Linked DNA regions of Mus musculus: region 1 is linked to region 2. Evidence: chromatin loops called from intact Hi-C (ENCODE). Cell type or tissue: heart. All regions are shown on one strand. Links, peaks and the distances in the headings refer to the core of each region. The heading gives the core; the rest is flanking DNA. Region 1 overlaps H2-T3 (histocompatibility 2, T region locus 3). Region 2 has its middle 25 kb from the start of Gm11127.

Region 1 (5,319 bases), core at 320-5,319, 100 kb after region 2:
AAGCTCTCTTCAGTCCTCCAGCTCCTGTCAGCTGTGTTGGCTCTTTCAGCTCTTTCAGGCTGGTTCACACATAATAGCAGCTCTCCTTGGGAATACAGGAAGACTGGCATCTCTCAATCTTGGGTTCTCCAGTGAAATCCAGCATTCACTCTCCCAGCTTTGCTCAATGGCCTCTCTGGGCCTCTATGGAGGGACACTCTGGACACACAAATGTAGGGAGATTCCATAAGCCAGAATAAAGCTGCCAAGTTCTGCTGCTTGCTGGATCTAGAACCTGGCCCCCACATTCATTTATCTCCTGACCAGTTTTGTGGTTTTGGTGGTTTTCTTCACTGTTTCAGCTTTTCTTTAATTTTCATTTACAGTTTGGAAGCATAGCTGTGTGTGGCTTGTCCCTTTCTTCCACTTAGCAGTAGATTTTCTTTAAACGTTATTCCTCTGAGCACTACTTAGTGGTTCTTTTCTCTTCAAACTGTACTTTGTGCATTTTCATTATGTACCCTGCTCATTTCCATCACACAGGTGCATGTGAGTGGCCATTAATAAATAAGCAAGCAACACAGGCAAGACTAGGCTCTCCTGAATTCTCCTCTGCCAAGGCCCTTAATCTAAAACTCTCTGATTTAATTTTAGACAGACTTTTTGCTCAAGGACAGAAAACAGCCACTGTCTTCTCCAAAACAATACAAGAATGAGTTTCCAAACCACTTTACTGATATTCTTCCCATTTTAAACTTCATTACCGTGGCCCACAAAGGTTAACCTGCCCTCAGCTCAGCCTCCCACGCCTCCACTAGCTTGGCTCTTTAAGCCTTGCTTCATGCATGCAACGTTCTTCTAATCCAAAACCCAAAATCTACATCCTGCCAATCATCTGCACGGTCAGGCTGGACACAGGGATACCCTGCTCCCAGGTACCCAGTTTGGAGACAGGGTTTCTCTGTGTCACCCTGAGTGTCCAGGATGGCCTGGAAATCAGTGGTTCTCTTGTCTGTCTCCTGAATGTTGGGATTAAATGTGTTGACCACCACTCTTCCGAAATTTCTTCACTGGTAATGTCAGTTTCTCAGCTGCACTACAGGCCTAGTACAGTCTTAGGGGCTCATAGTCCTGGTCATAAGAGAAAGCTAAGGCCATGCCTGTGTTCCTATGATCAGAGTCTGTCATCCAGTGACTCTATTAAGTGACAAGTACCAAGGAGGTATAGCTGAGGAATGACCTGACCAGCAGGGACGTTCACATGGACTGAGCTCCACCTGGCACAGCCCCATTCACAAGCAGATGCCAGAGGACTCCTGCCCCACCTGACACACTCAGCACAAGAAACACAGATTCTGGAAGGTCCTCCATGCTGCCATTTATTTCCTCCACAATACTCAGATATTCTCAATCCTTTAATTTACCCACAAGTGAACTGCTCAGGTCAAGGAGTTCACACTCATACTTTTCTTAAGATTCATTTATTTCATGTAGGTGAGTACACTGTAGGTGACTTCCAACACACCAGAAGAAGGCATTGCATGCTATTACATATGGTTGTGAGCCACCATGTGGTTGCTGGGGATTGAATTCAGGGCCTCAGGAAAAGAACTCAGTGCTCTTAACCACTGAGACTTCTCTCCAGCCTCCACATTCAGATTCTTTTTTTTTTCTTTCTGTCTTTTTTTTCCCCCCAAGATAGAGTTTCTCCGTGTAGCCCTGTCTGTCCTGGAACTCACTCTGTAAACCAGGCTGCCCTCGAACTCAGAAATCTGCCTGCCTCTGCCTCCCAAGTGCTAGGATTAATGGCCTGCCCACCACTGCCTGACATCCACATTCTGATTCTCATGTTCAGTGTGGAAATGAGTAGACACACTGTGCCGTGTGAGGAGACACACGCCCAGGACAGCGTGGAGCTGACAGGATGAAGATGTCCCCCAATGCCTGAGGACCAGGAAGGTTGGCTGTGCAAGGGATGACAGCTAATGTAGGGTCTGAGTCTTGGTGTGCAGGGGCAGGCTGTGCTCTCCAGATTTTCCCATTGTATGCATAGTCAAAAGCATAAAACGGCAGGCACGGCTGCCCAAAGTGATTCCACTGTTCAGAAGTCAGAACTAGTGACTCAGTCCCATGTGGCAGCTGTCCCAAGATGAAGAACAAGAGTCAGGGCAGTCAATGTGAAAACATCTCAAAGGCCTTCCTCTCGTTCAAAGGTTTAAATAGGAAAGGCCCAGTGACCCAGTCCTTTCCAGTTTGCCTCAGCCCCAATCCCAGGCTCCCAGGTGTCACCTTTTCAAGTATCCAGAGACAAGAGAGAAGCTGTCCTTGCCTGCAGTAGAAGAAGTAACAAGACATTGTCAGGAGACCAATGGTGGGGCAGAAGGAAGATCCTTCATCCCAGCTTCCACCCCGAGTGCCTCAGATTCAGCCCGAGGGCTCAGGGACAAGTGTTCCCTCTCATTCTGATATGCAGCAGTGTTATCGTCTCCGTTTCCACCTGTTTAAAAAAAAAAAGATATGAGAGACCAAGGAAGTTCTGTGCCATGGACATTATATGCAGGGGATGAAACAAGGCCAGCCTGGAGATCTGTAGTGTTTAGCATGAGCCTTGCCCTCTGACCTCTGAGAGGTCATTTAGAATCCTGTGCAGAACCCCCATTACCATTATGAATCTGTCTTTTATTGTAAGGTGAGTGTCTGCAAACAGACCCAGAGATAGGCAATCTTTTGCATAGAGTGCATGTGTATTGGTTTACAATCATAAGGCACCCAGCCACAGACTCTTCCATACCATTGTTCTTTCTCATCCACATCATAACACTTCCGCTCATAAAACCTAAGATGATCATAGCTCCAAGGAGAGCACGAACAGTGGTCCTGTTGGGCATACTGGTCTGAGGAGGCTCTGGGAAGGGAAGGGTAAGGACAGGAGGGGAAAATGAGCAACATGATCTCAACTCCCAACTCTGACCAGCTGAGGGTCTTCAGAAGGCTCCAGCTTTCCCTGACCCCAGCTCTGCACCCACACCCTCCTTACCCCATCTCAGGGTGAGAGGCTCAGGCAGCCCCTCATGGTACACATGACATGTGTATTTCTGCTCCTTCCCAAGCGGCACCACCACAGCTGCCCACTTCTGGAAGGTTCCATCCCCTGCAGGCCTGGTCTCCACAAGCTCCGTGTCCTGAATCAATTCCTCCCCATTCAACTGCCAGGTCAGGGTGATGTCAGCAGGGTAGAAGCGCAGGGCCCAGCATCTCAGGGTGACATAACCTTCAGGTCTGGGGTGATGGGTCACGTGTGTTTTTGGAGGATCTGAGGAGAAGAGTTGGAAAGTTTGGGCATCAAATATCTTTCCTGGTGACTCCAGAAGTGTCTGTGAGGCCACCTGGGAAGGAAATGACTGGAACAAGGGTCAAATTTCCCCAGTAGGTTACATACAATGCTCTGAAAATTCCAGAACTTGTGCCCAGGAGGAGCTATGTGTCCCAGGAGGCAAAAAGGGAAGTCTGCTTCTGTCTGGGTAGGGCAGAGATTCAGCACCACTGACGTCACACGTCACAGAGGTTGGGTGTGGGCAGAGAACAAGGCCTGAGAGAAGCCATGGCTCTAAAGGACGGCAGACTCATGGGAAATGTTTTCTGTTCTTTCAGGAACCTTCTCTTCTCCCTTTTCATCCTGAAGAGACTCTGAACTGTCCAGAGACAAAGGTGCTCCCTTGGGAGAGCCAGTCTCTGAGAGAGTCAAGAAACACAGGAGTTCTCTCCCCTTCCCATATTGAAGAGAAAGGAACACTGAAGAGGCTGGAACATTGTGTCAAATGAAGAGACACCCAGTATTGCTGGTAAGATCAGGAATAACAAAGAACTACCAGGGCTGGTGAGATGGCTCAACGGGTAAGGACACTGATTGCTCTTCGAAGGTACTGAGTTCAAATTCCCTCAACCATATGGTGGCTCACAACCACCTGTAATGAGACCTGACACCCTCTTCTGGTGTGTCTGAAGACAGCTACAGCGTACTTATGTATAATAAATAAATAAATAAATAAATCTTTAAAAAAAAAGAAAGAAAGAACTGTCCACTCTCTACTCTCTTCCTTGATATGGAGTGTGACATCTTAGCTATTGCAGTAAAGCAACCCATTATTCACTTAAGTGACTAACAAAATGTGGTATATATATAAAGTGGAATCCTGTTGAGCACTACACAATGTAATCACACAATTATCTAGGAAAATTGATGAACTTTGAATATACAATATTAAACGAAGTCACCCAATCTCAGAACAACAACAGGAAGTAAAACTGCAGTCTTTTTTGCTCATAGAGGTAATTTAGCAAAACAAACAAACAAAAGAACAAACAAAAGAAACAAAAAAACGTATACTTGTTAAGAAATGTACCTGTTGTTACTTGCAACATGACATAATGAAATCAGGAAAGGCTAATATTTGGAGATGAGCAAGGACTAAATGTAGGTAAAGTACACGATGGATAATGGCAGGGAATAATTGATAGCTACTTCTAATTCTGCCACTGATTCTCTGTTTCTGTCTCTCCATCTCTTTCTGCCTCTGCCTCTGTCTCTCTGTGTCTGTGAGTCTCTGTCTCTGTCTCTCTCTCCCTGCCCTGCACCCCTGGGGTCGATGTTGGATAGCCATGAGTATATTTAATGGAAAATATGTAAAATTCATGTTCTCTACTGGTCCAAAGTGGCGATTCTAACTGTTTACAAGCTCACTGAGCTGTGTATAGCCATTGGTTTGTGTAATTTTCATACGTTATTTTTCTGTTGTCACCTTTTAAAATTAAAAAACAAAAAAACCAACCAAACAAGCAAACAAAAATACAAAAAGAAAAAAGAAAAAGAGATGGGAGTTTTCCCACCTAGTGAGTTTCTGCTCTCTCTGGACTGAACCCAGTACAGAGGCAAAGGGAGATGGAGTTGTCTGCAGCCACGCACCTGTGCACTCCTGTGTCTTTTTTCTGTTCTCCAGGTATCTGAGCAGGGAATCCTTGCATGGGCCCTCCAAGTAGGTCCTACGGAGCTCTGTATAACCAGCCTGCTCCCACTTGCTTCTGGTGATCTCTGCTGCCGTGTCTGCTGCTGTCCACGTTTTCAGATCTTCATTGAGGGCAATGTAATCGCGGCCATCATAGCCATGCTGCTCATAAGCGCGGAAGAGGCTCCCGAAGAACTCCACCTCACAGCCATACATCACCTGGATGGTGTGAGAGCCTGGCCCCCCTCTCCTAGTCAGGCCCGCCCACCCTAGGAATTCTCCAAACTGAAAGGGAAACCGGTCCCTTTTGCACCCCATGATTAGGTGGCTTGCATAA
Region 2 (5,375 bases), core at 139-5,138:
GAGTCTCAGTGACATTCTCTCCCACACCTATCTCCAGCTGGAACATAGTCCCCTCCTTTTCTACCTGTGAGAAGAAAAACTGTAAGAGTTCAAGGAAAATCTTGACCCTAGGAAGTTCCCAGAACTGACAGAGGACCCAGGTGGAGACAGTAGCAATGTGGGGTGTGGATTTGTTTCCTATTAATGAGCCCACTACACTTTTAAAGAGGACAGAGAGAAAACTCAGACCCTGCCCTTTCCTACCTATTTTTCTGCTGCTCTTCAACACAAAAGCCACCATAGCTTCAATGATGATCACAGCTCCAAGGACAACCAGAACAGCTATGTTTACCATGTTGGAGCCGGTGGATGGAGGAGGCTCTGGGAAGGACAAGTACAGGAAATGAAGTGGGGGTTATGATCCCAGCTCTGAGCCATGACAAACTCAGGGTCTGCAGAAGGCTCCAGCTTTCCCTGACCCCAGCTCTGCACTCACACCCTCCTTACCCCATCTCAGGGTGAGGGGCTCAGGCAGCCCCTCATGGTACACATGGCATGTGTAATTCTGCTCCTTCCCAAGAGGCACCACCACAGCTGCCCACTTCTAGAAGGTTCCATCCCCTGCAGGCCTGGTCTCCACAAGCTCCATGTCCTGAGTCAGCTCCTCCCCATTCAACTGCCAGGTCAGGGTGATGTCAGCAGGGTAGAAGCCCAGGGCCCAGCACCTCAGGGTGACATCACCTGCAGGTCTGGGATGATGGGTCACATGTGCCTTTGGGGGATCTGTGTGGAAGATTTAAGAAATCACACAATTGGGCTGGTGAGATGATTCAGTGGGTAAGAGCACCCGACTGCTCTTCCGAAGGTCCAGAGTTCAAATCTCAGCAACGACATGGTGGCTCACAACCATCCGTAACGAGATCTGACTCCCTCTTCTGGAGTGTCTGAAGACAGCTACAATGTACTTACATATAATAAATAAATAAATCTTTAAAAAAAATCACACAATTAACAAGACACACTGAAATCTACACAAGACTCAGTTAAATCAATGATGACACCGAACTATGTGTCTGTTTGACACTACAACTGTCACTGCACTAGTGACCTGCAAGTAGAGCTGGTCCCCTCACCACAGAAATACACATTTTCTTTTGAGACTCAGAAGCCAAGATGGAATTCACATGAGCCAGTGGGTCAACATGGTCATCCTTATGTGATGTTCAATAGCATAAGTGAGGTAGTCAAAGAATGGAAGAGGGAATGGTAAAAAAGTAATTTAATATGTGTTTAAGTTCATATCAAAATCAGAAATTAGGGCCATATGCTACTGGAAGGATGCCACCACTGAGACTACCACTGTGGTCATCTTGCAGACCAACATTAACTGTCAGTCCAAGTGAACAGCCATCACAAAGTGTGTAGCCAGAGAAAATGACTCCCAGTCCCTGCCTCTGGGGGACAAAGTACAGGTGTGTCACACAGGATCCCTGGAGTGAGCTGTGGACCCTAGTGCAGCACTCACTGGAACACAGTGGGCTCACAGGGTGTGTGGTCTTCCCTCTCACTCAGCCCTGGATTGCAGAAGACCCTGTCTCTCAGAGTCCAAGTCCTGATTCACTGGGGGGGGGGGGGGCACTGTAACTTGTGGGACAGAGGGAGAGCAGGGGGCTTCTGCATGTTTAGGTCTGACAGGACACAGTGTAAACTCACAAGAACCGCTCTTTTAATGAGAACCCTGACTTATCTTGTGTAATTATCCAGGTTAGCAGCCTCCCCTGGCACCTGTGGAGTCTGATACAAATGATAATAGGAGGGCAGGGAGAAACAGGATCACTCCAGTGCAGACAAAAACTGACTAGAAGCAAAATAAGGTCTTCAAAAAAAAAATTAAAGAAAAAAGAAAGAAGAAAAAGAAAAGAGAGAAGAAAGAAAAAGGAATTCCACAATTTATATTCCTCCAGGGTAGCCCATAAGGGCCCATGTGACCATTCAGCACTGTAGGAATAGAAAGAATTGGGTTACAGACAGCGAGAGATCTGGGAGAATGTATTCTTTGAAAATTCTAGAAACTGGGGCAACCAGCCTAGTGTAGGGGAGTCCATGTTTCCAATCAGGTAAGGCGACTTCCGGTCCTGAGGTGTAAGGGTTGACACACTCAGCAGGACAGGAGTCAGTGTCCACACACAGTGGGTGTGGGCAGAGAACTCAGCCTGGGAGAGGCCATGGCTGACAGAGGCTACAGGGGAACTGAAGGGAGCAGCTGTTGTTACCTCAGAGAAATTCTCTCCTTCCCTCCTGAGACAGCCTGGGCACTGTCCAGGGAGAAGGCTGAGCCTTGGCAGACTCAGTGCAGTCACTGTGATGAGGAATCAGGAGACCCAGGGACACTCTCTCCCCTCTGAGACAGGGGCATCACCCCAGCTGAGGGTTTCTTCTTCCCCAGGACTGAGCCCCAGCCCGAGGGCAGAGGGAGGAGCTGCCCGCGGCCCCTGCACCTGTGCGCAGCAGCGTCTCCTTCCCGAGCTGCAGGTATCTGCGGAGCCACTCCACGCACTCGGCCTCCAGGTAGAACTTGTATAGCTCTGCAGCACCAGCCTGCTCCCACTTGCGTCGGGTGATCAGCGCTACCAGATCCGCCGCCATCCACGTTTTCAGGTCTTCGTTCAGGGTGATGTAATCGCGGCCATCATAAGCGAACTGCAGGTACCCGCGGAGGAGGCGCCCGTCCAACCCCATGTCACAGCCAGACAACCGCTGGAATGTGTGAAAGCCTGCAGGATCCCACGGTCAGCCCCGCCCACCGCCCCGGCCCCGCCCACCCGCGGACTTCTCAAAAGTGAAAGGGTAACCAGTCCTGGGTAGGTTCTGCTTCAGAACCTAGGACTTGGGACCTGAGACATCTCCGGCCCCTGTCTCGGGACGTGGCGAGGTCGTGACCTTCGACCCGGGGTCACTCACCGCCCTTGCTCTGGTTGTAGTAGTGGATCAGGTTCCTCAGGCTCCATCCGAAACTCTGCTCATTGTCCTTGGCGATCTGTGTTTCCCGCTCCCAATACTCCGGTCCCTCCTGTTCCATCCACGGCGCCCGCGGCTCAGATCTCGGATTCTCCGCATCGCTGTCGAAGCTCACGAACTGCGTGTTGTCCACGTAGCCGACAGAGATGAACCGGGGCTCCCCGAGGCCGGGCCGGAACACTGCGGTCTCGAAATATCGCATCGAGTGTGGGCCTGGGGGCGGCGCGCGATGAGACCCCGACCTCCTCCCGGGACCTCGGGCGGGTGCGCAGGCCAGGAAGGGGAGCAGGGTGAGGGGCTCGGGATGCGGGTGTAGAAGGGGCGGAGGTGGGCGACTCAGGGACGCGGTTTCCACGGTGCCGTCCCCGCCCTTCCCCGCAGAGGTCGTTTCCCTCCCGACCACTCACCCGCGCGAGTCTCGATCATAGTCAGGGCGGCCGCCAGCAGCAGGAACAGCGTTCGCTGCGCCATTGCCCCATTTGGAATACAGGGCATCTGAGGCCCTAGGGCTGCATGGACTTTATAACTTGCACCCGCCAATGAGGAGCTGGTTGGTTCCTTCCCCAGGATCCTGCCACCCAATGGAGATGAGACCTGCCAGATAATTCCTGCTACCTCAGGAGGTCAGAGAGGGCATCAGATCCCCAGGAGCTATAAAGTGGTGCTGCTCCAGGGCAAGGGAGGGGCAGGAGCTGAACTGCAGGAGAGGGTGGTGTCTGCAGGGAGCAGAGTGAAGCCCTTGTGCACCTGTGTCTTAGTGAGGGTTTCCATTGCTGTGATAAAACCCCATGACCAAAAGCAACTTGAAAAAGAAAGAGTTTCTTTCAGTTTACACTTCCACATCACAGTCTACCATTGAAGAGATTCAGGGCAGGACCTTGAGAGAGGATTCTCAAGGAACTGAAGCAGAGACCATGAGGACCAGTGATAATAGCATTGCAGCTCATGGCTTGCTCAGCCTGCTTTCTTATACAATCCGTGATCACCAGCCAAGACAACCTCCAGTGGGCTGAGCCTTTCCATAATGATCATTAACAATAATTAAAAAATGTCTTATAGACTTTCTCAAAAGCATCCTGGATGGAAGCAATTTCTCAATTCAGGATCCTCTTCTTATATATGTCTCAGCTGGTGTGGAGTTGACAAAATGCAAACAGCACAGCCTCCTGGTGCAGGGTCACTCAGTGAGAGCTGAGGGAGGAGGATGTGTGAGTTCCTCCCCCTGAGCTGAGCCAGGGACCTGCCCTGTGGATGGAACCCCATGGAAAAACAGTTGGAATGCAAGGAATGGGAGCCCAGTGGGTTCCAACTCCATTCCTGCCCCTCAGTCCTGAGGACCTGTCTCTTCCTTGCCTGTTGGTTGATGCTGTTGATATAACCATGGGAGAGACTGATAAAGTCAGGGCAAGGGAGGAGATGAGGAGAGAAATAGGGACAGTTTATTACCTCAGAACAGGGTAATCTGATTTTGGAGAGACTGAGGAGAGGTAGGTAGGTATGTAGTTAGGTAGGAAGGTAGTTTATAGATATACAGACAGAAAGACAGACATAAAATTAAAAAGAAATGAGAAGAAGTGCTCTTCCACTCTTTGGACATTGACAATTTCCCTTCTTGCTCAGACTTCATGCAGCTCAGGTCCTGCTCCAACAGACACCTGCCCAGCTGGGGAAACATTCAGGGCTGACCCTGTGGGCTTGTTACAGTTCTTGCATGGATCAGAGAACCATGAGATTTTCAAAGATCACACACCACAGCAGAGTGCATGTGAGAGATTTTGGGGGTGGGTAGTCAGGCTGGAAGAGAAAAAAATAGGGGGCTGCGGAGACCTGGGCTGGATAACAGTGTGCAACTTGTGGCCATAGTGAAAATGTGTCACATTTGGTGGCTGGTGATGGTGTGGCTTCTGGCACTGAGAGGCTGAAAGCAGGCTGGTTCTGGAATGTGGGTGGTTGTTGGCTGACAGACATCCCTTCCTCTTATTTATTATATAAGGTGAGAAAATAGAAAGAGGTGACTGGTGAGGCATAAATGGGGTTACTGTGCTCTTTAGACGGCTTTCTGTTGTCTAGGGTGGTGGTGGTGTCAACATCGTTGGGGACCCAAGAAAGCTGGATGCTGTCTAGGTTCAAAAAAAAGCATGCTGTTCCCTCACTGTCCAGGCTCTGCAGGGCCATCTGCAGCTGGGGAATGCAGATGCATTCTTTTTTTTTTTAAAGATTTGTTTGTTTGTTTGTTTATTTATTATATGTAAGTACACTGTAGCTGTCTTCAGACACTCCAGAAGAGGGAGTCAGATCTCTTTATGGATGGTTTTGAGCCACCATGTGGTTGCTGGGATTTGAACTCAGGACCTTTGGAAGAGCAATCAGTGTTCTTA

The links. A loop is a pair of places that touch in the nucleus more often than their neighbours do. Peaks named below come from ENCODE experiments on the same cell type or tissue, not always from the same donor. Only the 100,000 strongest peaks of a DNase experiment are listed, where the experiment ranks them.
Region 1: it touches region 2 in a loop (4-fold over the local background); 14 of 42 quality-filtered maps call a loop at or near these places.

Annotation. Positions count from the first base shown.
Region 1 is chr17:36,184,235-36,189,553 of GRCm38, forward strand. It overlaps H2-T3 (histocompatibility 2, T region locus 3), which reads right to left. Exons shown (of 6, transcript NM_008208.4): 3 at 4,943-5,218; 4 at 3,017-3,292; 5 at 2,771-2,884; 6 at 1,337-2,476. The coding sequence ends at 2,337. Among named protein-coding and RNA genes, the nearest start is that of H2-T3, 3.3 kb to the right of the region's middle. In heart, for the core only: no CTCF peak of the experiment used is centred there; no DNase peak of the experiment used is centred there; H3K27me3 peaks cover 3,882 bases.
Region 2 is chr17:36,080,756-36,086,130 of GRCm38, forward strand. It overlaps the pseudogene H2-Bl. Among named protein-coding and RNA genes, the nearest start is that of Gm11127, 25 kb to the left of the region's middle. In heart, for the core only: no CTCF peak of the experiment used is centred there; DNase peaks (open chromatin) are centred at 2,646 and 2,806; H3K4me3 peaks cover 1,360 bases; H3K27ac peaks cover 572 bases; H3K27me3 peaks cover 3,311 bases.